Linked DNA regions of Homo sapiens: region 2 is linked to region 1. The links are chromatin loops, found by intact Hi-C in ENCODE. Cell type or tissue: mammary epithelial cell. All regions are shown on one strand. Links, peaks and the distances in the headings refer to the core of each region. The heading gives the core; the rest is flanking DNA. Region 1 overlaps ATP6V0A1 (ATPase H+ transporting V0 subunit a1). Region 2 overlaps ODAD4 (outer dynein arm docking complex subunit 4).

Region 1 (12,526 bases), core at 4,634-7,133:
GCTTTGTGTGTAGTGTAGTGATTTTCTGGCTGTCACTCATACTCACTGGGCACCAGCCTTGCCCTCTTAGCCTCCATCCATCCAGACAGCCCTTCCCACCTCCTGGTGGTGAGCCAGTCTGCATTCCCACGCCATCCCAAAGCCCTTTCATCTTCCCCGTGCATTGTAGATGGAAGGAGCACCCATGCCATTCACATCTAGACTTTGAGTTCCCTGCATCTGCCACCGTAGTTTCTAGCAGGAGTAGTGGGGGGAGTAATACAGATTCTTCCCTAGAAGGGGACACTGGTAACATGTCCCACTCTTGGATTAGCAGGGGTGGGTCCAGGAAGATGATATTTGCGTCTTTTGCCCACCCCCCTGGCATTCAGCTGGACCCAACTAGGCCATCATGAGTGGCTTCTCCCTGTCATCCCCAGGGGTCATAGGATATCTACACCGCCTTTCTGACCCCACCCTGCACTCCCATCCTTTCCTCTCTCCCCGTTCATGCCCTGCACTACATAGCACAGCCGGGATGCTTGGAACAGAGGCCTTGGCTGCTCCGCAGTGCACAGGGCTTCCCTCTCTCGGGGTTGGCTTCTTCCCAGGCCTTGCATGGGCCCTGCCCACAAGCACACCCTCAGGCCGAGGGTGCAGACTGATGCTCTTCCCTGATGGAGACCCTGAGATCTTCCCCACCCCCAATCATGATGTCTTCAGTGTGGGACTGGGGTCCTCTTGGTTCTGCCTGCAGCCTGCCTGGCTCCGCCCCTAGTGCCCCCTCCTCACCACACTGGCCCCAGGTCTCAGGAGGGGTGTCCTGGGCAGGGAAGGTCAGTGTCACTGATGGTTTGCTGTTTGGAAGCCATTGGCAGGGCTGCCGTGCATGTGGCTGTGAGGGCTGCACAGTCCTGCCAAGGGGCTTCCTCCTTGTCACCCCGAACCTTGTAATCGTGTGCTGGCGTGGCAGCCCTGGCTAAGTTAATCCCCACCGCTTTCAGTGGTAGAAAGAATTCCCTGAGTGGGCCAGGCTGGTGCCCTCCTCCTACCCTGGCTTTTCTGAGTGAGCTGCCTGGAGCCCTCATCCCCTCTCCCAGGCTGGGCTGGCCCTGGGCGGGGCCACTGTGTGCTGGCCCACTGTGACCTGACCCGACCTTGTGCAGCCCCCCTGCCCTGGTGTCCTGGGTTTTCGTGATGATCTTTGCTCTGTTTCCAGTGGGGTTTGAAGCAGAGTTCAGGGAACCCTGCCCAAGGTCCTCCTGTTCAGACATTCCTATGTTGAATAAAGTATGTTTGACTTCCCCGGAGAAGCTGCCTGTCACTGTGCCCACAGCCCCTGCGTCGCTCCAGGCTCAGCCATCTTGAGCCCCTGTGGACCCCTGACCTTCGCCTCCCTCCTCCAGCATTGCTGCTTTTCCTTCTATCAAAGGCCACAGCTTCAGTAGGCCTGGCTGGGCAGTTGGTTTGGGAAATTCTCACCTTGTCCCAAGTTTCCCAGGCGCCTTCCCACTCACAGGATCCAAGTCAGCTCTGCAGACACTACCTGTGGGAAGAGGGGACTGGGCAGCCCATCTTCGTCTCCCGTTTACTCATTGCACATCCAGACAGCATGGGGGCAGAGGGGCACTGGGTATCTCCCCACGCGCCTCTCCCTCTTCTCCAAGTGTGCCCTCCAGGGCCCAGTGGCCTGGCTATGTTGAGCCCTGATACCCCGGCCTTAGTGTAAGTGGAGGCTCCACACAGGTTCCTCAGGGCAGCTGGGGAATGTGAGGTGCTGGGATTGGCAGGCGGCAGGGTGGAGAGCAGGCAGACCGTCCAGGGTGGCAGGCTGGGCAGGAGGCCCCCTCCCCACTGCCTAGTGAGGCACTGCATTCTCGGTACCCTCCCTCTTCACTCCTCCCTCCAGGGGCCTCCAGGGCAGGGGCTGCCCAGGAATGTGACCTGGGCCCCAGACAGGTGAAGGGGCCACAACCCCCTGTTCATTCCATGTTCCAGCCTAACCTAAAGCCCTTCCTCCTCCCTAACAGTGCTACCTGTCCCTGGTGTCGGCCCTGAGAGGCCCACCCCACCCAGCTCCTCAAAGATAAGGTCCCGAGTGGAAACTCTGGTCATTGAGGTCTCAGCTTCTGCTCAGTGGGAAGGGAAGGCCTCATAAGAATAGATATTTGGAATCATTGGATTCGAATTGAGAGTCCAGGAATAAATCCTAACATTTATGGTCACTTGATTTTTGATAAAGGGGTCAAGATAATTCAATGAGGAAAGATCTCTCTTTTTCAACAAATGACACTGGTACAATGGGGTTTCCACATGCAAAGAAACAAATTTGGGCCACTATCCCCACCATATGCAAAAATTACCTCAAAGTGGATTCCAGACCTAAAATGTAAGTGAAAACGATAAAACTCTTAGGGGAAACCATAGGAGTACATCTTCCTAACCTTGAGTTAGCCAGTGATTTCTAGATATGACACTCAAAGCACAAGTGATAAAAAATAAAAAAAAACACATAGATAAGTTAGCCTTCAGCAAAATTAAAAGCTTTTGTGCTTCGCCGGGCACGGTGGCTCACACCTGTAATCCCAGCACTTTGGGAGGCCGAGGCAGGCGGATCACCTGAGGTCAGGAGTTCAAGACCAGCCTGGCCAACATGGAGAAACCCCGTCTCTACTAAAAATACAAACAATTAGCTGAGTGTGGTGGCGCATGCCTGTAATCCCAGCAACTTGGGAGGCTGAGGCAGGAGAATCGCTTGAACCCGGGAGGCAGAGGTTGCAGTGAACCGAGGTCGTGCCACTGTACTCCAGCCTGGGCGACGAGTGAAACTCCATCTCAAAAGAAAAAAAAAGGGTTTGTGCTTCAAAGATCAGAATCTAGAAACTGAAAAGACAACCCTCATAGAAGAAAATATTTGTAGATCATATATCTGATAAAGGACTTGTATCTAGGATATATAAGTAACTCTTACACCCAATAATAAAAACAACTCAGTTTTTTTAAATGGGCAAAGGGGTTGAATAGGCATTTCTCCAAGTAAGCAATATGAATGGCCAATAAACCCATGAAAAGATGCTCAACACCATTAGTCATTACAGAAATGCAAATGAAAACCACAATGAGATACCACATCACACCCACTAAAAAGGCAATAAGAAAATTACAAGTGTTGGGCCGGGCGCGGTGGCTCATGCCTGTAATCCTAGCACTTTGGGAGGCCGAGGCGGGTGGATCACGAGGTCAGGAGATCGAGACCATCCTGGCTAACACGGTGAAACCCCGTCTCTACCAAAAATACAAAAAATTAGCCGGCCATGGTGGCGGGTGCCTATAGTCCCAGCTACTCGGGAGGCTGAGGCAGGAGAATGGCGTGAACCTGGGAGGCGGAGCTTGCAGTGAGCCGAGATTGCGCCACTGCACTCCAGCCTGGGCAACAGAGCAAGACTCCATCTCAAAAAAAATGAGAAAATTACAAGTGTTGGCAAGGAGAAATTGGAACCCAATTCACTGCTGGTGGGAATGTAAAATGGTGCAGCTGCTTTGGAAAGCAGTCTGGCAGTTCCTCAACATATTAAACAGAATTGGCTGGGCACAGTGGCTCATGCCTGTAATCCGAGCACTTTGGGAAGCCGAGGTGGGTGGATCATGAGGTCAGGAGATCAAGGCCAGCCTGGCCAAGATGATGAAACTCCGTCTCTACTAAAAATACAAAAATTAGCCAGGCGCAGTGGCAGGTGCCTGTAATCCCAGCTACTCAGGAGGCTGAGGCGGGAGAATCTCTTGAACCCGGGCGGCAGAGGTTGCAGTGAGCTGAGATCGCACCACTGCACTCCAGCCTGGATGACAGAGTGAGACTCTGTCTCAAAAAAAAATATTAAACAGAATTAACGTAAGACCCAGCAATTCCACTTTCTTATCTACCCCAAGAAAAATGAAATCATACCCACAAAAACTTGCACAGAAATGTTCATGGAAGTATTATTCATAATAGCCCCAAAATGGAAACAGCCCGATGTCCACCAGCTGATAAATGGATCCATAAAAGGTGGGATGGGCATGATGAATATTATTCTACAATTAACAAGAATGAGGTACTGATGCATGCTACAACATGAATGGACCTCAAAAACCAGCCACAGAAGACCAACAATTTATGATTCCGTGTATCTGGAATGTCTAGAATAGACAAACCCATAGACACAGATTTGGTGGATACCAGGAGCTGGCTGCCAGATGGGGCTGGGGAGAGAGTTATGATGGGGAGTGACTCCCAAGGAGTATGGAGTTTCTTTTTGAATGATGAAAATGTAAAGTTAGGCTGCTGATGGCTGCACAATTATGTGAATATACTAAAACCCATTGAATTGTACACTTTACATTGGTAAATTTTTTTTTGAGATGGAGTCTTGCTCTGTTGCCCAGGCTGGAGTACAGTGGCACAATCTTGGCTCACTGCAACCTCTGCCTCCCAAGTTCAAAGGATTCTCCCACCTCAGCCTCCTGAGTAGCCAGGATTACAGGCACGCACCACCACACCTGGCTAATTTTTTTTTTTCCTGAGATGGAGTTTCACTCTTGTTGCCCAGGCTGGAGTGCAATGGCACGATCTTCACTCACTGCAACCTCTGCCTCCCGGGTTCAAGCGATTCTCCTGCCTCAGCCTCCTGAGTAGTTGGGATTATTGGCATGGGGCACCACACCCTAATTTTTGTATTTTTAGTAGAGACGGGGTTTGGCCATGTTGGCCAGGCTGGTCTCGAACTCCTGACCTCACGTGATCTGCCCGCCTTGGCCTTCCAAAGTGCTGGGATTACAGGCGTGGGCCACCGCGCCCAGCCTTACATTAGTAAATTTTATGGCATATAATCTGAATAAAGTGGGAGTGGCCTAGGACTTCCTTGGGAAGAAATTCCTCCCATGTCTCTCTGATGAACTGGGAGGAAGCAGGGCCAGTGAGTCCTTGGCTAGACTGAGTTCTCAGAATCTAGTGGCCTTGGGCTCCTTCCAGCTAAAGATGGGCTGACCAAGACTGAGCTGTGGAGTGTGCAGGAAGTCCCAGAGCCCTGTGGTAGGGGGTGGGGAACAGGATGGCTGCATCCACTTGTTCCTGGGGGTTTTTTTCTTTGTTTTTGTTTTGTTTTGCTTGGTTTTGTTTTGTTTGAGACGGAGTTTTGCTCTTGTTGCCCAGGCTGGAGTCCAACGGTGCGACCTTGGCTCACTGCAACCTCTGCCTTCCGGGGTTCAAGCGATTCTCTTGCCTCAGCCTCCCAAGTTGCTGGGACTACAGGCGCCTGCCACCACGCCTGGCTAATTTCTTGTATTTTTAGTAGAGATGAGATTTCGCCATGTTGGCCAGGCTGGTCTGTAACTCCTGACCTCAAGTGATCCACCCACCTTGGCCTCCCAAGTGCTGGGATTACAGGCGTGAGCCACTGTGCCTGGCCATTTGCTTCTGTTTTTTTTTTGTTGTTGTTTGTCTGTTTTTTGTTTTTTGTTTTTTTGAGACAGAGTCTCGCTCTGACACCCAGTCTGGAGTGCAGTGGCGCAATATCAGCTCACTGCAAGCTCCGCCTCCCGGGTTCACGCCATTCTCCTGCCTCAGCCTCCTGAGTAGCTGGGACTACAGGCGCCCGCCACCATGCCTGGCTAATTTTTTGTATTTTTAGTAGAGACGGGGTTTCACCGTGTTAGCCAGGATGGTCTCAATCTCCTGACCTCGTGATCCGCCCGCCTTGGCCTCCCAAAGTGCTGGGATTGCAGGCATGAGCCACCGCGCCCGGCTGCTCCTGTTTTTAAGAGATGTGCCTTTACCCTGATCCCCCTCTTGTGGAACCCCAGGACCCCAGACATCTGTCTGATGAGTCTGTGCCCTGGTCCAGGAAATGCCCCTCATCTTGAGGTCCTAGAACCAGTGTGGGAGAGGGTGGCCTTGGCATGCTTGGCCTGGGGAGTCCCAAGCTTTGTAGAGATAGGGGACAAGTCTATCACCACCTTCACTGGATGGGACTATACTTCTTTCTGCCCCAGGAACCTTGGGTAGAGGGGGCATTGGACCTCAAAGCCAGCTGGCAGCCTCAGCATTTCAGATCAAAGTGGCCTGCCTCTTCAACGTCTCAGCCTACCCAAGGCATGTCCTAGGTGTAGGCTGCTCTCTGGTGGCCAGATAGGGAAGGACTCATTCATCCTTTGGCAAGGTGGGCTGCGATCTGAGCTGGGCTGTGTGATAGGCAGGCAACTGGATTAGACGGGCAGAGACAAAGCAATCCTGGGGTATTCTGGAGCACATAAGCAGAGGGGTAGGCTAGCCAGGAGCAAAAGATGAGATGGGCTGGAGAGCACGCAGAGAGCCCAGCCAACTTGCTTCACACACACTACTGGAAAAGTAATGAGTTGTGTCACAACTCAGGCTGGGCGCAGTGGCTCATGCCTGCAATACTAGCACTTTGGGAGGCCAAGGCGGGTGGATCACCTGAGGTCAGGAGTTCAAGACCAGCCTGGCGAAACCCCGTCTCTACTAAAAATACAAAAATTAGCCAGGCAAAACCCCGTCTCTACTAAAAATACAAAAATTAGCCAGCCAATGCATGACAGTAGTCCCAGCTAGTCTGGAGGCTGAGACAGGAGATGGCACCACTGCACTCCAGCCATGGGGGACAGAGCCAGACTCCATCTCAAAAAAAAAAAAAAAAAGGCGATCAAACAGTACTAAAGGCCCTATTATCAAATAAATAAATAAATAAATAAATAAAGGCTTTCACTCACAGTGTGACTCTCCCCCTCCCTCCCACAACCACTGTTTACAGAGCCTTAAAAAAAAAGCAAACAAACAGATGATAATGTGTTATCTTGCTCTGTCACTCTGTGGCCTGGCCTGCAGTGCTGTGGTGCCATCTGGACTCACTGCAGCCTCGACCTCCCAGGCTCAAGCGATCCTCCCCTCTCAACCTCCCTAGTAGCCGAGACCACAGGTGCATGCCACCATGCCGGGCTAATCTTTGTATTTTTTGTAGAGAAGGGGTTTTGCCATGTTGCCTAGGCTGGTCTCGGACTCCTAGATTCAAGTGATCCGCCTGCCTCAACCTCCTAGGATCAGGGGCCACCGCAACGGGCTAGACTTTTTTTTTTTTTTAAGTCAGGGTCTTGCTTTGTTGCTGCCGAGACCAGCTGGGTCAGAGAGACCCTAACCCAGCGGCGCTAGAGGAATTAAAGACACACATACAGAAATATAGAGGTGTGAAGTGGGAAATCAGGGGTCTCACAGCCTTCAGAGCTGAGATCCCTGAACAGAGATTTACCCACATATTTATTAACAGCAAGCCAGTCATTAGCATTGTTTCTACAGATATTAAATTAACTAAAAGTATCCTTTGTGGGAAACGAAGAGATGGGCAATTAAAGGAATAGGTTGGGCTAGTTAACTGCAGCAGGAGCATGTCCTTAAGGCACAGATCGTTCATGCTATTGTTTATGGCTTAAGAATGCCTTTAAGCAGTTTTCCACCCTGGGCAGGCCACGTGTTCCTTGCCCTCATTCTGGTAAACTGACAGCCTTCCAGCGTGGGCGTTATGTTCATCATGAACATGTCACAGTGCTGCAGAGATTTTGTTTATGGCCAGTTTTGGGGCCGGTTTATGGCCAGATTTTGCGGGGCTTGTTCCCAACAGTTGCCTGGCTTGGAGTGCAGTGGTGTGATCATGGCTCACTGCAGCCTCAAACCCCTGGGCTCAAGCCATCCTCCCACCTCAGCCTACTGAGGAGCTAGCTGGGACCACAAACACAGGCCTCTGTGCCCAGATGATTTTTGTAGAGACAGGGTTTTTCCATGTTACCCAGGCTGGTCTCAAACTCCTGGACTCAAGTGTTCCACCTGCCTCAGCCTCCCTAAGTGCTGTGACTACAGGTGTGAGCCACCACATCTAGCACACCTAGTGCAGTCCTTCTAGAGACTGGGCCACTCCCAGCCCCGGAGCAACCTTACTTAAGCCCTCCCCGATCAGATAGGCAGCCTGACAAGTTGCATTTCCTGGGGAAGAGCAGCAAGAACCCTGCTCTGGGAGTCAGGAGTTCCCGATTCTAGCCCAGAGCTGCTTTCCTTACTAGTTATTGATCTTGCCCAACTCACTTCCTGTCTCTGGCTCTGTTTCCCAATCTGTAAAATTGTTACTGGAAAGGGGTCCCAATCTAGACCCAAAGAAAGGTGAGGAGAGCAAAAATCACCCCCCCCAAGACAAAAAGTTCTTATCTGAGCAATTTAGATAAGGAGCAATCCGCCAGGCGCAGTGGCTCACACCTGTAATCCCAGCACTTTGGGAGGCCGAGGCGGGTGGATCACGAGGTTAGGAGATCGAGACCATCCTGGCTAACATGGTGAAACCTCGTCTCTACTAAAAATACAAAAAATTAGCTGGGCGTGGTGGCGGGGCACCTGTAGTCCCAGCTACTCGGGAGGCTGAGGCAGGAGAATGGCATGAACCCGGGAGGCGGAGCTTGCAGTGAGCAGAGATCGAACCACTGCACTCCAGCCTGGGTGATAGAGCAAGACTCCGTCTCAAAAAAAAAAAAAAAAAGGAGCAATCCAAGGAGCAAAGACCACCTGTTGACCATCAAACAGGCCATCTGGAGGCGAAACTCCTTGCCTGGGGAATTTAGAAGTAATAAAGGCCAGGCATGGTGAATCACACACACTTTGTGAGCACTTTGGGAGCCAAGGCAGGTGGATCACTTGAGGTCAACAGTTAGAGACCAGCCTGGCCAACATGATGAAACACCCTCCCTGCAAAAATTAGCCGGGCATGATGGTGCATGCCTGTAATCCCAGCTACTCAGGAGACTAAGACAGGAGAATTGGTTGAACCAGCAGGCAGAGGTTGCAGTGAGCTGAGATCAGGCCACTGCACTCCAGCTTGGGCGACAGAGGGAGACTCTGTCTCAAAAGAAAAAACAAACAAAAAAAACTTCCCTAGTATTTAAAGTCGGCATCTGATTCCAAGCCTCTTTCAACTTTTATAAGTAACTAAAATGTCTATACATTCTTTTTAAAAAAAAAAAAAAATTCAACAAACACTTATTTCTCACACTTCTGGAGGCTAGGAAGTCCAAGATCAAGGTGCTTATAGATTCAGTGTCTGGTGGGGGCTCACTTCCTGCTTTATGAGCTATGCCTTCTCACTGTGGTTTCACATGGTAGAAAGGGGTAGGGCTTTCTCTCTGGCCTCCCTTACAAAGGCACCAACCCCATTCCTGAGGGCTCTGCCCTCACAACGTAAAATTTCTGTACATTCTATGCCATGCTGAAGCTCATTTTACAACCCTAAGCTCTCACCTTAAGGTCCATACATGCTCCTAAGGAAAATCCACCACAGCGCACTCAGTCCTCCCGTGGAGGCACCTGCTGCACTCTGCTGCAGTGTTCTTCCTTTCTAATAAACTTTCCTTTTCCAAACCTATACTGTTGTCAGTAAGTTCTTTCTTTTTTGAGACCCCTCCCCCCACCCCAAGACATGCCAGTAGTCCCAGCTAGTTGGGATGCTGAGACAGGAGATGGCACCACTGCACTCCAGCCTGGGCAACAGAGCGAGACTCATCTCAAAAAAAAAAAAAAAAGGATCAAACAGTACTAAAGACCCTATTATAAAAGTCTTTCACTCACAGTGTCCCTGAATCTCCCCCTCCCTCCCACAACCACTGTTTACAGAGCCTTAAATAAACAGATGATAATGTGTTACCTTGCTCAGTCCCTGGCCTGGAGTGCTGTGGTGCCATCTGGACTCACTGCAGCCTTGACCTCCCAGACTCAAGCGAGCCTACCCTCTCAACCTCCTCAGTAGCTGGGACCACAGGCACATGCCATCATGCTGGGCTAATCTTTGTATTTTTTGTAGAGAAGGAGGGGTTTTGCCTTGTTGCCCAGGCTGGTCTTGGACTCCTAGATTCAAGTGATCTGCCTGCCTCAACCTCTTAGGATCAGGGGCCACTGCAATGGGCTAGACATTTTTTTTTTTGAGTCAGGGTCTTACTCTGTTGCCTGGCCTGGAGTGCAGTGGTGTGGTCATGGCTCACTGCAGCCTCAAACCCCTGGGTTCAAGCCGTCCTCCTGTCTCAGCCTCCTGAGGAGCTAGCTGGGACCACAAACACAGGCCACTGTGCCCAGATGATTTTTGTAGAGACAGGGTTTCTCCATGTTACCCAGGCTGGTCTCGAACTCCTGGACTTAAGCGCTCCACCTGCCTCGGCCTCCCTAAGTGCTGTGACTACGGGTGTGAGCCACCACATCTAGCACACCTAGTGCAGTCCTTCTGGAGAGTGGGCCACTCCCAGCCCCGGAGCAGCCTTACTCAAGCCCTCCCTGATCAGATAGGCAGCCTGACAAGTTGCACTGCCTGGGGAAGAGCAGCAAGAACCCTGCTCTGGAAGTTAAGAGTTCCCGGTTCTAGCCCAGAGCTGCTTTCCTTACTAGTTATTGATCTTGCCGAAGTCATTTCCTGTCTCTGGCTCTGTTTCCCAATCTGTAAAATTGTTACTGGAAAGGGGTCCCAATCTAGACCCTAAGAAAGGTGAGAGAGCGAACGGGCCCCGGAGACAAAAAGTTCTTATCTGAGCAATTTAGATAAGGAGCAATCTAAGGAGCAAAGACCACATGTTGACCATCAAACAGGCCATCTGGAGGCAAAACTTGTCTGGAGAATTTAGAAGTAATCCCAGCACTTTGGAAGGCTGAGGTAGATGGATCACTTAAGGTCAAGAGTTCGAGGGAGCGGCAGCGGCGGCCAGGCACGGCGCGAGGCGACGCCACAGGACAGCGGCGGCAGCAGGAAATGCAGCGGCGGCCGCAGCAGCAGCAAAACGGATCGGTGGAGAGGCGCCGCCGCCGCCGGGCCGGGCGTCGCGCGCCGAGGCTCGGGGGGAGTCGTCGCAGCCGCCGCCACCGCTACCGCAGCCGCCGCCGCCGCCGCCGCCCAGGTGACTGAGGAGAGAGGCACCTCCTCGCTCCCGCCGCCGCCGGACTTCAATGCCCAGTCCCCAGCTCGCCAGCGTTTTTCGTTGGAATATACGTTGCACATTTATGGCGATTCTGAATGTGAGAGCAGATTTCTGCCAGGCTGAGCACAGCGTTTTCGCTGACAAGTGAGCTTGGAGGTTCTATGTGCCATAATTAACATTGCCTTGAAGACTTCTGGACACCGAGACTGGCCTCAGAAATAGTTGGCTATTTATTTATTTATTTATTTATTTATTTATTTATTTATTTATTTATTTTGAGACGGCGTCTCGCTCTGTCGCCCAGGCTGGAGTGCAGTGGCGCGATCTCAGCTCACTGCAACCTCCGCTTCCTGGGTTCACGCCATTCTCCTGCCTCAGCCTCCTGAGCAGCTGGGACCACAGGCGCCCGCCACTACGCCCGGCTAATTTTTTGTATTTTTAGTAGAGACGGGGTTTCACCATGTTAGCCAAGATGGTCTCGATCTCCTGACCTCGTGATCCACCCGCCCTGGCCTCCCAAAGTGCTGGGATTACAGGCGTGAGCCACCGCACCCCGGCAGCTTTTTTTTTTTTTTTTTTTTTTTTTTTGAGAGAGAGTTTCCCTCTGTCGCCCAGGCTAGAGTGCAATGGCGCAATCTCGGCTCACTGCAAGCTCTGCCTCCCGGGTTCAGGCCATTCTCCTGCTTCAGCCTCCTGAGCAGCTGGGACTACAGACGCCCGTCACTGCGCCCGGCTAATTTTTTGTGTTTTTAGTAGAGACGGGGTTTCACCGTGTTAGCCAGGATGGTCTCGATTTCCTGACCTCGTGATCCGCCCGCCTCGGCCTCCCAAAGTGCTGGGATTACAGGCGTGAGCCACCGCGTCCGGCCAGCTTTTTTTTTTTAATTGCAAGCATATTTCTTTGAATGACTCCAGTAAAATTAAGCATCAAGTAAACAAGTGGAAAGTGACCTACACTTTTAACTTGTCTCACTAGTGCCTAAATGTAGTAAAGGCTGCTTCAGTTTTGTATGTAGTTGGGTTTTTTGGAGTCCGAAGGTATCCATCTGCAGAAATTGAGGCCCAAATTGAATTTGGATTCAAGTGGATTCTAAATACTTTGCTTATCTTGAAGAGAGAAGCTTCATAAGGAATAAACAAGTTGAATAGAGAAAACACTGATTGATAATAGGCATTTTCATGGTCTTTTTAATGTTTTCTGTTGTTAAACATTTCAAGATTTATTGATTTTTTTTTTCACTTTCCCCATCACACTCACAGGCACGCTCACACTTTTTATTTGCCGTAATGAACCGTCTAGCCCCTGTGGAGATCTCCTATGAGAACATGTGTTTTCTGATAACTCACAACCCTACCAATGCTACTCTCAACAAGTTCACAGAGGAACTTAAGAAGTATGGAGTGACGACTTCGGTTTGAGTTTGTGATGCTACATATGATAAAGCTCCAGTTGAAAAAGAAGGAATCCACGTTCTAGATTGGCCATTTGATGATGGAGCTCCATCCCCTAATCAGATAGTAGATGATTGGTTAAACCTGTTAAACACCAAATTTCGTGAAGAGCCAG
Region 2 (15,868 bases), core at 6,803-9,302, 560 kb before region 1:
TCCGACTACAGCTCACACAAGCTTCTGATGGGCCCTGGCAGTGCTCGAGTAGCCAGAGGCTCCATCATGCACCACACGTTGTCACACTCTACCTGTGTTGTGCCTTCTCCCCTTGCTCTCCAGTGAAGCTGAGAGACTTCGAGTCAGCCGTGAACAATTTTGAGAAGGCCCTGGAGAGAGCAAAGCTTGTGCATAACAACGAGGCGCAGCAGGCCATCATCAGTGTGAGCCTTTCCACCCGCCGGGCTTCGGGTGTCAGGAGTGGGGTTGGGTGGTCAGGCCTTCAGTTCCCCCTCAGCCTGCTTGGGCGCCATTCCACAGCCGTTTTTTTGTTTGTTTGTTTATTTGTTTTGAGACAGAGTCTTGCTCTGTTGCCCAGGCTGGAGTGCAATGGCGTGATCTCGGCTCACTGCAAGCTCCGCTTCCGGGTTCACACCATTCTCCTGCCTCAGCCTCCCAAGTAGCTAGGACTACAGGCGCCCCCCACCACGTCTGGCTAATTTTTTGTATTTTTAGTAGAGACAGGGTTTCACTGTTAGCCAGGATGGTCTCGATCTCCTGACTTTGTGATCCGCCCGCCTTGGCCTCTCAAAATGCTGGGATTACAGGCGTGAGCCACTGTGCCCAGCCAGAAACAAAAATTTTACAAAATATATTTACCTCTGCTACGTACTCTGCATGCTGATATTTCCTATTACATTCTGTTTTCTTATTTTTATTTATTTATTTATTTATTGAGACAGGGTCTCACTCCCGTTGGCCAGGTCAGAATGCAGTGGCACTGTTATGGCTCATTGCAGCCTCGACCTCCTGGGCTCAAGTTATCCTCCTGCCTCATTTTAAAATTTTTTTGTAGAGATGAGGTCTCACTATGTCTTGAACTCCTGAGCTCAGGCAATCCACCCTCCTCAGCCTCCCAATGTGCTGGGATTACACGTGTAAACTGTACTTAGCTTTTTTTTTTTTTTTTTTTGAGACTGAGTCTCACTTGTCACCCAGGCTGGAGTGCAATGGTGTGATCTTGGCTCACTGCAACCTCCGCCTCCCGGGTTCAAACGATTCACCTGCCTCAGCCTCCCGAGTAGCTGGGATCACAGGCGCCCCCCCACCACGCCCAGCTAATTTTTGTATTTTTAGTAGAGATGGGGTTTCACCATGTTGGCCAGGCTGGTTTGGAACTCCTGACCTCAAATGATCTGTCTGCCTCGGCCTCCCAAAGTGCTGGGATTATAGGTGTGAGCCACTGTGCCTGGCCATAATTTTTGTATTTTTAATAGAGATGGGATTTAGCCATGTTGGCCAGGCTGGTCTCGAACTCCTGACCTTAGGTGATCTGCCCGCCTCGGCCTTCCAAAGTGATGGTATTACTGGTATGAGCCACCATGCCCGGCCTTTTTTTTTTTTTTTTTTTTTAAATAGAGATGGGGCCATGTATGGTGGGACCTAGCCTGGGACCCAACGTGTTGCTGGGACTCGGCAACATGGCGAAACCCTATCTCTAAAAAATAAAAAAAATTAGCCGGGTGTGGTGACTCACTCCAGCCACTTGGAAGGCTGAGGTGGGAGGACCACTTAAGCCTGAGAAGTTGAGGCTGTAACAAGGAGTGATCTCACCCCTGCACTCCAGCCTGGGTGACAGAGCGAGACCCTGTCTCTAAATAAATAAATAAGTAGAGACGGAGTCTCAGTATGTTGGCCAGGCTAGTCTCAAACTCTTTGCCTCAAATGATTCTCCTGCCTTGACCTGCCAAAGTGCTGGGATTACAGGCATGGGCCACTGTGCCTAGCCTTATTTTCTTATTTTCTTTTTGCTTTTTATGTATTTATTTTTAGACAGAGTGTCTCTCTGTCACACAGACTTAGTACAGTGGTGAGATCATAGCTTACTGTAGGCTTGACCTCCTGGGCTCAGGCAATCCTCACACCTTAGCCTCCCATCTAGATGGGACTACAGATGCATGTCACCATGCTGGGGGCTAATTTTTTATTTTTTGTAGACTCAGGGTCTTACTCTGTTACCCAGGCTGGTATCAAACTCCTGGACTCAAGTGATCCTCCTGCCTCGGGCTTCCAAAGTGCTGGGACTGAGCCACTGTACCCAGCCCTCATTTTCTCTTATCAGCAGTCCCCAAGCTTTTTGGCACCAGGCTCCAGTTTTGCAGAAGACAGTTTTTCCATGGACCGGTGGTGGGGGAAATGGTTTCGGGATGAAACTGTTCCACCTCAGATCATCAGACATTAGATTCTCATGAGGAGCATGCAACATAGATCCCTCACGTGCCGTTCACAATCGGGTTCTCCCTCCTATGAGAATCTAATGCCGCCACTGATCTGACAGCCTAATGCTCACTTGCCGACCCTCCGCTTACCTCCTGCTGTGTGGCCCGGTTCCTAACAGGCCATGGACCAGTCAGTGGCCCAGGGTCTAAATTGACGTTAGGACTTGCAGTTTGAAAAATACCACCTCCAGGAGACAAGAAATCTAGTGTGATTTCCTCATTCTCTTGCCTAAACCTTTTATTACTTCCTGGCTGTCTCTGTTCCTGACTTTTTCCCACAGGGGTAGGAAGGCACTGGGTAAGCTCTCCCCTGTGGGCCTCTCCAGCTTCCTGCTGGTCAGTCCCCAGCCCCCATCACCTTGCATTCCAGCTCCAGCCAATACCAGCTTCCTGTCTTCCTAAACAGGCTTTCTTTTTTCTTTTCTTTTTTTGAGACAAGGTCTTGCTCTGTCACCCAGGCTACAGTGCAGTGGTGTGACTACAGCTCACTGCAGCCTTGATCTCTGGGCTCAAGAGATAAGTATCTGGGACTACAGGTGTGGGCCACCATGCCTGGCTGATATTTTTAATTTTTATTTTTTGTAGAGATGAGGTCTCACTATATTGCCCAGGCTGGGCACTTGAGAGCTCCTGCACTCAAGCGATCCTCCTGTCTCAGCCTTTTAAAGTGTTGGGATTACAGGTGTGAGCCACCACACCCGGCCTAAACAGGTTTCTTATGCCTCATAACATATGCTGTTATCTCTGCCTGGAATATTCTAAACCTTCCCTTCCCACCTCCTTCACCTGGCTAACTCCCACTCAACCTTTAGGTTTCAGCTTAGATGTCCCCTCTTTGAGGCGGCCTTCTCTGACCCCTCAGTCTGGGTGAGGAGCCCTCACATCAGGTTTCACAGCCTTGATATGTCCCCCATCAAAGTCCACGTTGTGCACTTGTAATTGCCTAGACTTCCATTGCTTAAGGAGGCAGCTGCTAGCCACGTGAGGCTAAAGTTAATTAAAACTAGGCTGGGTGTGGTGGCTCATGCCTGTAATCCCAGCACTTTAGGAGGCCGAGATGGATGGATCACCTGAGGTCAGGAGTTTGAGACCAGCCTGGCCAACATGGTGAAACCCCATCTCTATTAAAAATACAAACAATTAGCCGGGTATGGTGGCACACACCTGTAGTCCCAGCTACTTGGGAGGCTGAGGCAGGAGAATCGCTTGAACCCGGGAGGTGGAGGTTGCATGAGCCAAGATCATGCCATTGCACTCCAGCCTAGGCAACAGAGCGAAACTCCATCTCAAAAAAAAAAAAAAAAAAGTAAATAAAATGTAAAATTCTCAGTCACACTAGCCACATTTCAAGTCATTATAGCCACATGTGAGGCCGGGTGCGGTGGCTCACACCTGTAATCCGAACACTTTGGGAGGCCGAGGCGGGTGGATCACGAGGTCAGGAGATTGAGACCATCCTGGCCAACATTGTCTCTACTAAAAATACAAAAAATTAGCCAGGTGTGATGGCACACTCCTGTAGTCCCAGCTACTCGGGAGGCTGAAGCAGGAGAATTGCTTGAACCTGAGAGATGGAGGTTGCAGTGAGCCAAGATCACGCCACTGCACTCCAGCCTGGGCGACAGAGCGAGACTCCGTCTCAAAAAAAAAAAAAAAGCTACATGTGGCCTATGGGTGCTACATAATACAGATCTAGAATATTCCCATTGTCACAGAAATTTCTGTTGAATAGTGCTGGCCTAGACTGTGTCAGGAGGCAGAGACCAGGGGAGAAACTTGGAGGTGCTCTGGGCTCCCCCACCCCACCCACTCCCAGTGCATCCAGGTGGACGCACAAGCTTAGTAAAGTCTGCACACCAACTTCACAGGTGCACACTCACCCAGGCCTCTTCCTCCTGCTTCTGACCAGACAGCTTCCTTAAGCCCTTCCCACAGCCAAATTCCAGAGCACCACTGGCACGCAGCTGGACCCCAGGAAGTATCTGCTGGAGTGAAGTAAACGGGGCCCCTGTCCTTGGGGAGCTTATGCCATCATTGAAAGAAGCCAGATTGCATAACTTGTGGGCAGCAAAGGGGCATGGCCTCAGGGACCAGCCTGGGGTCTGCAGGCACTGGGCAAAGAGAGCAGGGACCCTGAGAAGTGAAGGCTCAGGACACTCCCAGTGGGAGGAAGACCTCATGCTGTGCTCTGAAGGACAAGGATAGCAGAGCTGGCCAGGCCGAGGAGGGGCAAGTGCACTGAAGACGTGGGAGGTCGGCGCTGAGGGCTGGTGGCCGGCAGAAGAGAGATCCTGGCCTGGGTCCCAGAGCTGGGGGGTTCCCGGTGGCGGGGGATGGTGGTGACAGAGCCCCAGACAGTCAGCACACCAGCCTGGACTTGAAGGGCTGTGGACAGCAGAGAAGTGATCTGATCACCTCTGTTTTTTGGGAGGCAGGTTCATGGTGAGCTGTTTGTGAGGACTGTGGTAAGGCTAACACTGCCCTCTCATGGCGGAGAAATCATACCCAAAAGACCCCAGCAGGCGCAGTCTATCCTCTGCCACCATACGGCCCAGGGAAGCCCAGGCCTAGCATGTTGTCGTCCTCGTCATAAATGCCATGTCCCCAGCTCTGGCTTCCAGGCGAAGAGCACCCACCTCACTGCAGCCCTGCCAGATGTACCATGCGCCACATACTTCCATGTGATCGCCCTGCAGACAGACAGCATGGCCGTTCAGTTCAGGAAATATTCGCCGAGTGTAGATTGGCTCCAGGCTGCCAAGCTCAAATGTGTGCGGCCATTGTCCTAGCCCACAAGAAGATTACAACGAAAGGCCAGACACAGTGGCTCACACCTGTCATCCCAGCACTTTGGGAGGCTGAGGGCAGGAGGATCACTTGGGTCCAAGAGTTCTAGACCAGCCTGGGCATCATAGCAAGACCCTGTCTCTTAAAAAGAAAAAACAAACAAACAAAAAAACAGTTACTCAGGAGGCTGAGGCAGGAGAATGGCGTGAACCCAGGAGGCGGAGCTTGCAGTGAGCTGAGATCGTGCCACTGCACTCCAGCATGCATGATAGAGCGAGACTCTGTCTCAAAAAAAAAAACAAACAAACAAACAAAAAACAAAGCACAAACCCTGGTTCATGACCAGTGCCATAGGGGACTAGGGGAATTCAGAGTGAGAGAGCCCCAGCTGGGAGGCAGAGCTGGAGGCTTTCCAACAAGGAGGATCTGAGGTCACCTTGAAGGCTAGGCAGTAGTTTGAAGGGTTAGGGGCAGAGAGAAGGTACCTGTGACCCTCACTGACTCCTCATGGGACCAGGCCCCCGACCCCTCACCCTCCTGGATTGGCAACTCCAGGTAGGAAGGCTCACAGTGGGAGGGAGGTGGGGGGTGGGCAGACCAACACCACAAGAGAGTGCATCCAGGCCCCGGAGCTGCTCAGTAGACACTACCATGTGTAGCTGGTGTTCTGTCAGTGCCAGCCACGGGCCTGCTATGAGCAAGAAGGCAAGACCTGCCCTCCAGAGGCTCACAGGGGCTCCAGGCCCCTGTGGATCATGCACTCGAGTTGGGGAAACTGCAGACATTCTGGAAGGCCCTTCTGAAGGCAGGCCAGCCCCCAGCCTGTCCCCTTGGTGTGTTTCTGGGTCTTTTCAGTGCTGCCTTGCTGAGTGCTTGCAGGTTTGGATTGTCTTTTTGCATTGACTGAAGCCAAAAGCAGCTTTAGGTAGTTCATCTAAAGGTAGAAATGAGTAGATAGACACAACTCCCAATACATGCCTAAGCCAAAGAGAAATGCATTTGACTGACTCGCAGTCATGTATCTCCCAGACACAATTTGTGTGGATCATTCTGAGTCAGTAAGTGTAGATTAACCTGAGGGTAGGGGTCATTGGAGGGGCCAGAGGGAAACCAAGGGTGGCAGGTTCCCACCAGAGCCCTGCCTTCTGGGATTGATCTGGGTGGGGAAAATTAATGGTGTAGGTGCCAAACACAGGGGCTAAGCTCCCTCTACCATCCACAGGCCTTGGACGATGCCAACAAGGGTATCATCAGAGAACTGAGGAAAACCAACTACGTGGAGAATCTCAAAGAAAAAAGCGAGGGAGGTGAGTTCCTGAAACTCTGAAAAGGCAACTTCAGCATTCTCCCTCTGCTTTCTTTTCCTCTAGTCCGAGACACATGCGACAGCAGCTCCCCAATCTGGGGGCTTGGCACTGCCCATCGTGCATTCTAATTTCAGTGCCACCAGCAGCCCTAGCCTATCTCTGGGGCAGTAGAGGGTGAGGATTCAGCCCACCATGGGCTGGACTGTCTGGCCCCAGAGCGCACTCATTTCTCTCTTCAATTGATTCATCAAGTATATGGTGAGCACTTGTCATGTACCTGGAAGGTGTTAGATTCTGGGGAGAGAGGCCCATCCCTGCCCTGGAGGAGCCCATGGCCCTTTGGGCAAGGCTGACCAGTGGAGTTGTCAGCTGCTGGGATCCTGCACACAGGTGCTACACCGAGGTGGAGGTGTGCTGCCATGAGGGTGCATGCAACGGGGCGTGGGCTCCTCTGGGGAGGCAGAGGAGGCTTCGACGAGGAAAAATCTTCTACCTCCAACTCCAAAAGATGCCCAGGAGTTTTCCAGGAGAGAAGTGGGAGAAGAAAGGCATTTTTCCAGCAGGGAACAGCAGGGCCAGAGGCACAGAGACAGAATAACAGTAGCTACACTTTGGGGGCTCTTACTGTGTGCTAGGCACTGGGTTAAGCACCAGACAGGAGTGATCTTGTTGGGTCTTTACCCCACTAGGAGGTGTAGGTGCTGTGGGGGGAAAGGGAGGCTGAGTGAGGTGAGTGCTCTGCCAGAGTCATGTAGCTAGGGAGGGGTGACTCGGGGCCCCACTCTCCCCACCTGCGGCGCTGCTCTCGGGCCAGCAGTGTGATGGGCAGGTGCAGAGGGGCATAAGGTGCAGAGGCTGCCTGACAGCTGTGCCTTACCACATTCTTTCTCACAAGGTCTCCAGGGAGTAAACAGGCCTTTGGCCCCCTGCCTTTGGGCTCTCCTTTCCTGCAGGGAGGGAGTGAGGGAAGGAGAAGCAGAAGATGGCTGAGCAGCCCTACCCCACTGGAGAGGGGCCTAGAGGAACAGGGGTGTTAAGCGCAGTAGCCGACCCCCATTCATGCTTCCCGCAGGCCAGGCATTCTTTCAAAGACTGTGTGCACGGACTCATCCTATCTGTATCTGTTCAGGAACACTATGAAGGAAGTGTTATTAGCTTGACTTTATGGAGGACATGGAGGCAGAGGGGTTAGAGGCTACAGTGGTTTTCAGTCTTGGGCAGTCTGCTCTAGAACCCACGCGTCGGCCCGTGCCACACTGTTTCTAGTGACACAGACAGCCTTTTCCTGCCCCAGTCTGTGGAGCTCTCACTCCAGCCAGACTGCAGTGAACAGAGCTGGGGCTGGAGGTCCGGGAGGACAGAGCCCAATGCAGATTCTTGGCTGCAGCCCTCCAGGCTGCAAGGCTGAAATCCTTTCTGGTCCAGGCAGGGCAGCGGGAGGTTTCTGGGCACCTGAGCAGCCAGATGACAGCCCTTTATTATCCAGCACCTGCTCTGTGGTGGCTGGACCCCCTCAGAGGGGCTCTGTCTCCGCCCCCACATGCCCTTTGAGCTGCTCTGAGAAGCCACAGGAGCAACAGCTGTGGAGAGAGACTCTGCGGGGAAGCAGCCAACACCCCAGTCTCCCTACCCTGGCCTGCGTCCTTGTGCCTGGAGAACTGCCGGGCACGTCCCTCTCAGAACAGCAGGTGGCAGCATTGCATCTGTTTTCACCACCAAAGGGCTGTGACCCCCTGAGACCTGAGACCCTCTGCAGATACCTCAGTAACTAGTGGTTTCCAGGAGGAGAATGTAAGGGAGACGCAGAAGGGGATGTAACTTTTCTCCATAACTGATAAAAAAAAAAATTTAGGAGCAAGGATCCCTTTGCTTGTAAAATAACTCTTCAGCTGAACTTTTTGTTAGCAGCGTATATCTTTATAGGAAACCTATCTTTTTCCTTATGTTTTTTCTATATTTTCATAGGAAACCTCCCAACAAATAATGAATGTGCTTCCCAGGGACAAAGAGAAAGTGTCAGAATGAAGATGCTGGAGAAAATCCTTCTGTCATTTTCCAGCACCTATGCTATTTCTTGCAGGGAAAAGAGGTGTTCTGGGGTCAGACTGTCCTGGGTTCAAATTCTGTCTCACTTGCACACTTGCAGTGTGACCATTGTGTGATTTCTTTTCTTTCTTTTTTTTTTTTTTTGAAACGGAGTCTTGTTCTGTCATCCAGGCTGGAATGCAGTGGTGCAATCTCAGCTCACTGCAACCTCCATCTCAGCCTCCCAAAGTGCTGGGATTACAGGCATGAGCCACTGTGCCTTTTTTTTTTTGAAATGGAGTCTCCCCTCTGTTACCCAGTCTGGAGTGCAGTGGCGCGATCTCAGCTCACTGCAACCTCCATCTCAGCCTCCCAAAGTGCTGGGATTACAGGCATGAGCCACTGTGCCTTTTTTTTTTTTTGAAATGGAGTCTCCCCTCTGTTACCCAGTCTGGAGTGCAGTGGCGCGATCTCGGCTCACTACAACCTCCGCCTCCTAGGTTCAAGTGATTCTCCTGCCTCAGCCTCCTGAGTAGCTGGGACTACAGTCTTGTGCCACCACTCCCGGTTAATTTTTTTTTTTTTTGAGATGGAGTTTTGCTCTTGTTGCCCAGGCTGGAGTACAATGGCACAATCTTGGCTCACTGCAACCTCCGCCTCCTGGGTTCAAGCGATTCTCCTGCCTCAGCCTCCCAAGTAGCTGGGATTACAGGCGCCTGCCACCATGCCCAGCTTATTTTTGTATTTTTAGTAGAGACGGGGTTTCACCTTGTTGGCCAGGCTGGTCTCAAACTCCTGACCTCAGGTGATCCACCTGCCTCGGCCTCCCAAAGTGCTGGGATTACAGGCGTGAGCCATGCCGCCCGGCCGTGTGATTTCTTTTCTATCGATCTCAGGTCCCTTGACTGCAAACTCAAATCAACGGCAGTGCGCATTTTCATGATGTCTGGATGGGATAAGCTATACAGCCCTCACGTGATGCACAGGACGGAGCTGGGCTCAGTCAATGATGGTTCCCTTTCTCTGCTTTTGGAAAGGTGTGCTGTCAACACCAATTTAAAGAGCTGGCAAAAACAGTCATTCTCAGGGCCTTTCTCTCATCGGCCTCTCAAAAGCACAGGCCTCCACAGAGATGAACAGTTTCTTTCTTTTTTTTCTTCTTTCTTTTTTGGAGACGGGTCTTGCTCTGTCACCCAGGCTGCAGTGCAGTGGCTGGATTTTGGCTCATCACAGCCCCAACCTCCTGGGCTCAAGCGATTCTTCTGCCTCAGCCTCCGGGTAGCTGGGACTACAGGCGCCAACCACCACGCCTGGCTAATTTTTGTATTTTTAGTACAGACAGGGTCTCACTGTGTCGCCCAGGCTGGTCTGGAACTCCTGGCCTCAAGGGATCTGCCTGCCTCAGCCTCCCAAAGTGCTGAGATTACAGGCGTGAGCCACCGCACCCGGCCTGACATGAACAAACTTTTATCTTTCTTCCCGCTTTTCTCTTATTTTTCAGAAGCTTCACTGTATGAAGATAGAATAATAACAAGAGAGAAGGACATGAGGAGAGTGAGAGATGAGCCCGAGAAGGTGGTGAAGCAGTGGGACCATAGTGAGGATGAGAAAGAGACAGATGAGGACGATGAGGCTTTTGGGGAAGCTCTGCAGAGCCCAGCAAGCGGAAAGCAGAGTGTGGAAGCAGGAAAAGCCAGAAGCGATTTGGGAGCAGTTGCCAAGGGCCTGTCAGGAGAATTAGGCACAAGATCAGGAGAAACAGGCAGGAAGCTACTAGAAGCTGGCAGAAGAGAGTCAAGAGAAATTTATAGGAGGCCTTCGGGAGAATTAGAGCAAAGACTCTCAGGAGAATTCAGCAGACAGGAACCAGAAGAACTAAAGAAACTTTCAGAAGTGGGCAGAAGAGAGCCAGAAGAACTGGGAAAAACACAATTTGGAGAAATAGGAGAAACGAAAAAAACAGGAAATGAGATGGAAAAGGAATATGAATGAAGCCATCGGTAGAGATGAGGATCAGGAAGCTGGTGTTCAGAGGGATCATGGGATTTTATTAAACTGGATTTTCAAGCGATTTGTCTGTTATAGGAAAAATGAGGGTTTTACTTCTGCTGCTTTCCATCACTATTTTGCCATTAAATAGGTGTCTTTCACTCTTGCAAACCCTGAGTCTGTCACTTTGCCTCTTCACCCCTGCCCATTCTTGGAAGAGCATCGTGGAAGAAATGAGAAAGGTGCCAAGAAGAAAGGGTTTCAGGAGGGTGAAGATACGGGCGCTACAGGGAACAAGAAGTCACAGGGAGGAGAGGGGAAGGCCTGGGAGGAGAGGTGCTTCCCACACACCGGTGACTGACTGAGTCCCTCCAGTGCGCAGGACAGCGGGGAGGCTTTATGGATGGAACAGTGGTGGGGCGGCCCCAGCTGTCACAGGTAGGAGAATGCCGCAAGCCAGAACCAAGCGAATGCTGGGAGTGAGGCCAAAGATAGGGGAGTGGCCTGGGAGTCGGGAGGGCAGACAGACTCCGCCTCTGACACCTCTGGGTGGCATAATCAGGTAAATCAGGCTCTCCAAGCTGGCTTCTCCTCTGAACAATGGGATACCTGCCTCAGGGGTTGCTGCGAGGACTGAGTGCTTAGCACAGCACTTGGACAGGAAACTCAAAAATCCAACGGAGCTCTCAGTGGTTTCACAGAGGAGGTGGCAGCTGAGGATCTGGCCTCAGAGGATGTTAGGATTTCACTCCGTTACTCATCTGTCCCTTTGGCCATTGCCATCCTGGTCTGTCTCCACAGCTCCTAGAAGGAAAGGTCGGGGCTGAGACTGACTTTCGGCTGGCACAGGGCCTGGACGAATGAGGCCAGTGAGGCATTTCAGATGCAGAGTTTACCGGAATGCCAGCAAATTGCATGATAATATTTTAATCCAATGTGGTAAAAAAAAAAGTTTTTAATTAATGCAAAAGTCCATGATGAATAAAATATCAAAAATTAAAGACAGGATCCGACTTTGCACGACCCTGCCTCACTCACTTCCTGCTAATCCACGGGACCGGGGAGGGTGACTGAGTTACCCCTCAACACGCAGAAAAAGCTAGTGGCCGCTCAGCTCGCAGGCGCAGTGGGTGGGTGCGCGTGGGGAGCAGGCGCGCGCAGGGGGCGGGACCGGGCCGAGGTTCCCGCGCGCGGCGAGAGTTTCGGGTTTTGGTTCGCAGCGCCTGCGCGCAGAGGAGACGGCCCGCCCCCAGCCCGCCCGGGTGCCCGCTCCGCCCCCCGGGCTATGTAAAGCGGCCGGGCTCGGGTCGTGCCACCGCTGGACTCCCGTGTCCCTCCGCGCAGGCGGGCGGCCCCGGAGCGCTGGTGCCGGCAGAGGCGGCGACGGTGGCGCCCCTCCTCATCATGGTGAGAGGCCGGGCGGGGCCGGGCACGGGGTAGCACCAGGGCGGGAAACGAGTGTCGGGGCCCCTCGGGAGGAAGCGTCTTGCAAACGAGGACCCGGGGCTCCGGGTTCGACTTCCAGTTTTCTTGGTACTCAGGGCGGCCCTGAGGTCTGGGAGAAGCGGAGGGGTTTTGGGGTGCCGGAGAGGCCGCTGTAAAGGGAAACGGTGGTGTTTCTCAGGAGGGAACTCGGGACCGCAGAAGCTGCTGCGCCTCTGGGAGCCTGGGTGGGCCTGGGCCGGGAGCCCGGGAGCTGCTCCCGACCCCACGCAGGCCCGCGCTGGGGCAGCCGCTTCGGCGCCCCCTCCCCGGGCCCAGTCTCATCACGCGGAACCGCTGCCCCGCGCCCGGGTGCGGGCGGGAGGTGGAGCCAGTTCAGAGGAGGGGACCCTTTACGGTAAAAGCTGCCGTCCCTTGTGGCTTCTAGAAGATAGGAAAACAAGTGGCTCCGAGAGGCGCTTCTGACACACAGCACAGCGGCGGGTAGAGCTGGATCCTAATTGCAGGTGCCCTGTGCTGCCCTGTTCTGGACAGGCACAAAGACCACGACTTTGTGGGGGCCGGGAGAGGGTAGAGGAGGAGGTGGCAGGCTTGGTGAAAGAGGGCCTTTGTCCAGTGCTCTCCTGCCCTGCCCCCCACCAGCCCTTCTGTGGGACCATTGTACCCGCATGCCAGACAAGAGAGTATTATCTGTTGCGGCCATTGTTGGGGGAAGGGAGGCAGTCTTGGGGTAACCCTTCTCCACTCCCCCCCTTCTCTGTGCACTCAGCCGTGGCAGCTGTGGCTTGGCCCAGACACAGAGACCCCCACCTCCAAAGAGGACGTCCTTAGTAGGTGCCAAGCATATAAGAGTGAGGCCAGTCCCAGAACCGCAGGCTCCTGGCGCGCCCCGCATGCCTCCAGCACGTTTACCTTTCCGAAGTGGCAGGAATGGGGAAAGCGCACGCTTAGGAGAGCTTCAGACAAGCTTCCCTCTTCCTCCTCCACGACCAGAAGCGGAAAGGTGCTCCCGGACCGAAAGGGAAAGAAGGTCCAGCACTGCCCCGCTTGGGAAGGCACCCACAACCAGTCTAGGGACTAGGGGTAAGGCCGGCGGGGAGCCCGCGAATGACCTGGGCTGACATCTCTTCCCCTCCTTACACAGAACAGAGGCTTCTCCCGAAAAAGCCACACATTCCTGCCCAAGATCTTCTTCCGCAAGATGTCATCCTCAGGGGCCAAGGACAAGCCTGAGCTGCAGTTTCCCTTCCTTCAGGATGAGGACACAGTGGCCACGCTGCTAGAGTGCAAGACGCTCTTCATCTTGCGCGGCCTGCCAGGAAGCGGCAAGTCCACGCTGGCACGGGTCATCGTGGACAAGTACCGTGATGGCACCAAGATGGTGTCGGCTGACGCTTACAAGATCACCCCCGGCGCTCGAGGAGCCTTCTCCGAGGAGTACAAGCGGCTCGATGAGGACCTGGCTGCCTACTGCCGCCGCCGGGACATCAGAATTCTTGTGCTTGATGACACCAACCACGAACGGGAACGGCTGGAGCAGCTCTTTGAAATGGCCGACCAGTACCAGTACCAGGTGGTGCTGGTGGAGCCCAAGACGGCGTGGCGGCTGGACTGTGCCCAGCTCAAGGAGAAGAACCAGTGGCAGCTGTCGGCTGATGACCTGAAGAAGCTGAAGCCTGGGCTGGAGAAGGACTTCCTGCCGCTCTACTTCGGCTGGTTCCTGACCAAGAAGAGCTCTGAGACCCTCCGCAAAGCCGGCCAGGTCTTCCTGGAAGAGCTGGGGAACCACAAGGCCTTCAAGAAGGAGCTGCGACAATGTAGGTGGCAGGTTGGGGCCTTATAAGCCCACCTTGCTGGGCACAGGGTGCTGCGGGCAAAGGACCATCATTGTACTCAAAGGATGGAGCACGAAGCAGCAGGAGGCAGAGAGAGGCTCACCTCAGCGGGGGCAGGGGCAAGCGGTGCGTCCCAGTGGTAGCCTTGGGGAGTTGGCAGCACATTGGGAACACGGGGGCTTCCCAGAGCGCCTTTCCTCCCACCACACCTATCCTTCTAGCCCTCTTCTCTCCGACACCCTTTTCCCAGCCTGAATGTAGACCACTGTCCCTTGTCTTGGAGGTGGGAAAAACAAATTACTGTAGTAACAGGAAACATGTCCTCTTCTAATGTAACCTTAGAGGGGGAATCAAGCCCAGTGTTTTCCAACGCATTTTTAGCAGCAGAATCATGTTCCAAAAAATAATAATAATAATCACATGAAATTGTAAGCTGCAAAAAAATTAAAACTAGGACTATTGTGGCTTCACTGGGGATGGTTCTCAGGCCTCGGACTGCTCAATTTACTCATGGGTTTGTGGCATCTGCAGCTCCAGAGGACACAAGTCTCACACTTAGGCCAAAACCCGTTTTCAGATGGAAAAACATGGACCCAGGAGGGATGTGGGGTTTACGGGCTGGAACCCTGGACTCTGGCCACTCTAGCAGGGTTCTCTCTTGGCATGGGCTTTTTGCTCCAATGATAGGTTTGAGATAAAGAAGGGTCCTGGTGGCTCTCCTGGAGTGACCTGTTGGAGAAGTGCCACCCACTAATCCATCTATATGCCTTTAGGCCATTTCTGGTTGCCTCCAATTTTATTTATTTATTTATTGTGACACGGAGTCTCCCTCTGTTGCCCAGGCTGGAGTGCAGTGGCGCTATCTCAGCTCAGTGCAACCTCTGCCTCCCAGATTCAAGCAATTCTCCTGCCTCAGCCTCTCGAGTAGCTAGGACTACAGGTGTGCACCACCACGTCCAGCTAATTTTTGTATTTTTAGTAGAGACGGAGTTTCACAATGTTGGCCAGGCTGGTATTGAACTCCTGACCTCAGGTGATCCGCTTGCCTTGGCCTCCCAAAGTGCTGGGATTACAGGCGTGAGCCACCACCGCACCCAGCCACCCCCAATTTTAGATGATCTTCATGCCTGAAATAGCCCCACTCTGGTTTGTTGACATTGTGTATATTGCACAGAAGCAGGGAATTTGTGCCTGTATGGGTTCTCAGAGAGCTTTTTTCTCAGCTCCTAAACTTGAACTCTGCAGTGAACTGTGGTGCTTGCAGTGACATTGGCCAGGAGCAAGCCCTGTACCTGTGAGCTGGTGGCTCTGCCCTGGAGTGACTACTGCTCAAAGTTGCTTTTAATATTTATTTATGAGACGGAGTCTTGCTCTGTTGCCCAGGCTGGAGTGCAGTGGCATGATCTCGGCTCACTGCAACCTCCGCCTCCTGGGTTCAAGCCAATTCTCTGCCTCAGCTTCCCAAGTAGCTGGGAATACAGGCGCCTGCCACCATGCCCGGCTAATTTTTTTTTATTTTTGTATTTTTAGTAGAGACAGGGTTTCACCATCTTGACCAGGCTGGTCGGTAGCACAAAAGAAAGGAGGGGCCCTTGGCCCAAGATGGGACGAATCAAGCTTGACAGGATGATTGCCAGATCTTTTTTTTTTTTTTTTTTGAGACGGGGGTCTTGCTCTGTCGCCCAGGCTGGAGTGCAGTGGGGCAATTCGGCTTACTGCAACCTCCATCTCCCGGGTTCAAGCAATTCTCCTGCCTCAGCCACCCAAGTAGCTGGGATTACAGGCACCCGCCACCATACCTGGCTAATTTATAAATTTTTAGTAGAGACAGGGTTTCACCATGTTGGCCAGGCTGGTCTCAAACGCCCCGCCTCAATTTCCCAAATTGCCGGGATTACAGGTGCGAGCCACTATGCCCAGCCTATTTTATTTGTAAAGGAAAACTGGATTTTTCTGCCCAGGATTAGAGCAGGAGAAATGTAATGGGCCAGCAAGGCTGCTCTCAGGAGAGGCCTTCCTCCCCTGTGGAGGGCGAGACATCCTCATGGGGACTCAATTCAGAACATAACAGGAAAAAGCGAGTGACTCCAAAGACAGCCACAGGTGTGGAGTCTGGAAATCAAAATCACAGATACTCCACTCCTCTTTGTGTCTTCCAGCCCCATAATGTCACCCCATTATAGTCCAAGACCCTTCCTGTACC

What was found. Hi-C counts contacts between places; a loop is a spot of excess contacts. Peaks named below come from ENCODE experiments on the same cell type or tissue, not always from the same donor. Only the 100,000 strongest peaks of a DNase experiment are listed, where the experiment ranks them.
Region 2: a loop joins it to region 1, with 14 times the contacts of the local background. A loop is called at or near these places in 4 of 110 quality-filtered maps.

What each region holds. Positions count from the first base shown.
Region 1 is chr17:42,521,291-42,533,816 of GRCh38, forward strand. ATP6V0A1 (ATPase H+ transporting V0 subunit a1) reads left to right here. Exons shown (of 22, transcript NM_001130021.3): 22 at 1-1,289. It also overlaps the pseudogene PTP4A2P1. Among named protein-coding and RNA genes, the nearest start is that of NAGLU, 8.7 kb to the right of the region's middle. RefSeq lists a silencer at 10,840-10,989 and an enhancer at 11,350-11,399. In mammary epithelial cell, for the core only: a CTCF peak has its summit at 6,142 (motif pointing left); a DNase peak (open chromatin) is centred at 6,131.
Region 2 is chr17:41,955,094-41,970,961 of GRCh38, forward strand. It overlaps ODAD4 (outer dynein arm docking complex subunit 4), which reads left to right. Exons shown (of 12, transcript NM_031421.5): 10 at 124-224; 11 at 6,289-6,373; 12 at 9,900-11,410. The coding sequence ends at 10,390. It overlaps CNP (2'',3''-cyclic nucleotide 3'' phosphodiesterase), which reads left to right and starts at 11,702. Exons shown (of 4, transcript NM_033133.5): 1 at 11,702-11,794; 2 at 12,975-13,647. The coding sequence starts at 11,792. RefSeq lists enhancers at 3,846-4,453, 4,454-5,059, 5,060-5,665, 5,666-6,271, 10,975-11,074 and 3 more and silencers at 7,993-8,142, 11,445-11,884, 12,015-12,204. In mammary epithelial cell, for the core only: a CTCF peak has its summit at 8,058 (motif pointing right); no DNase peak of the experiment used is centred there.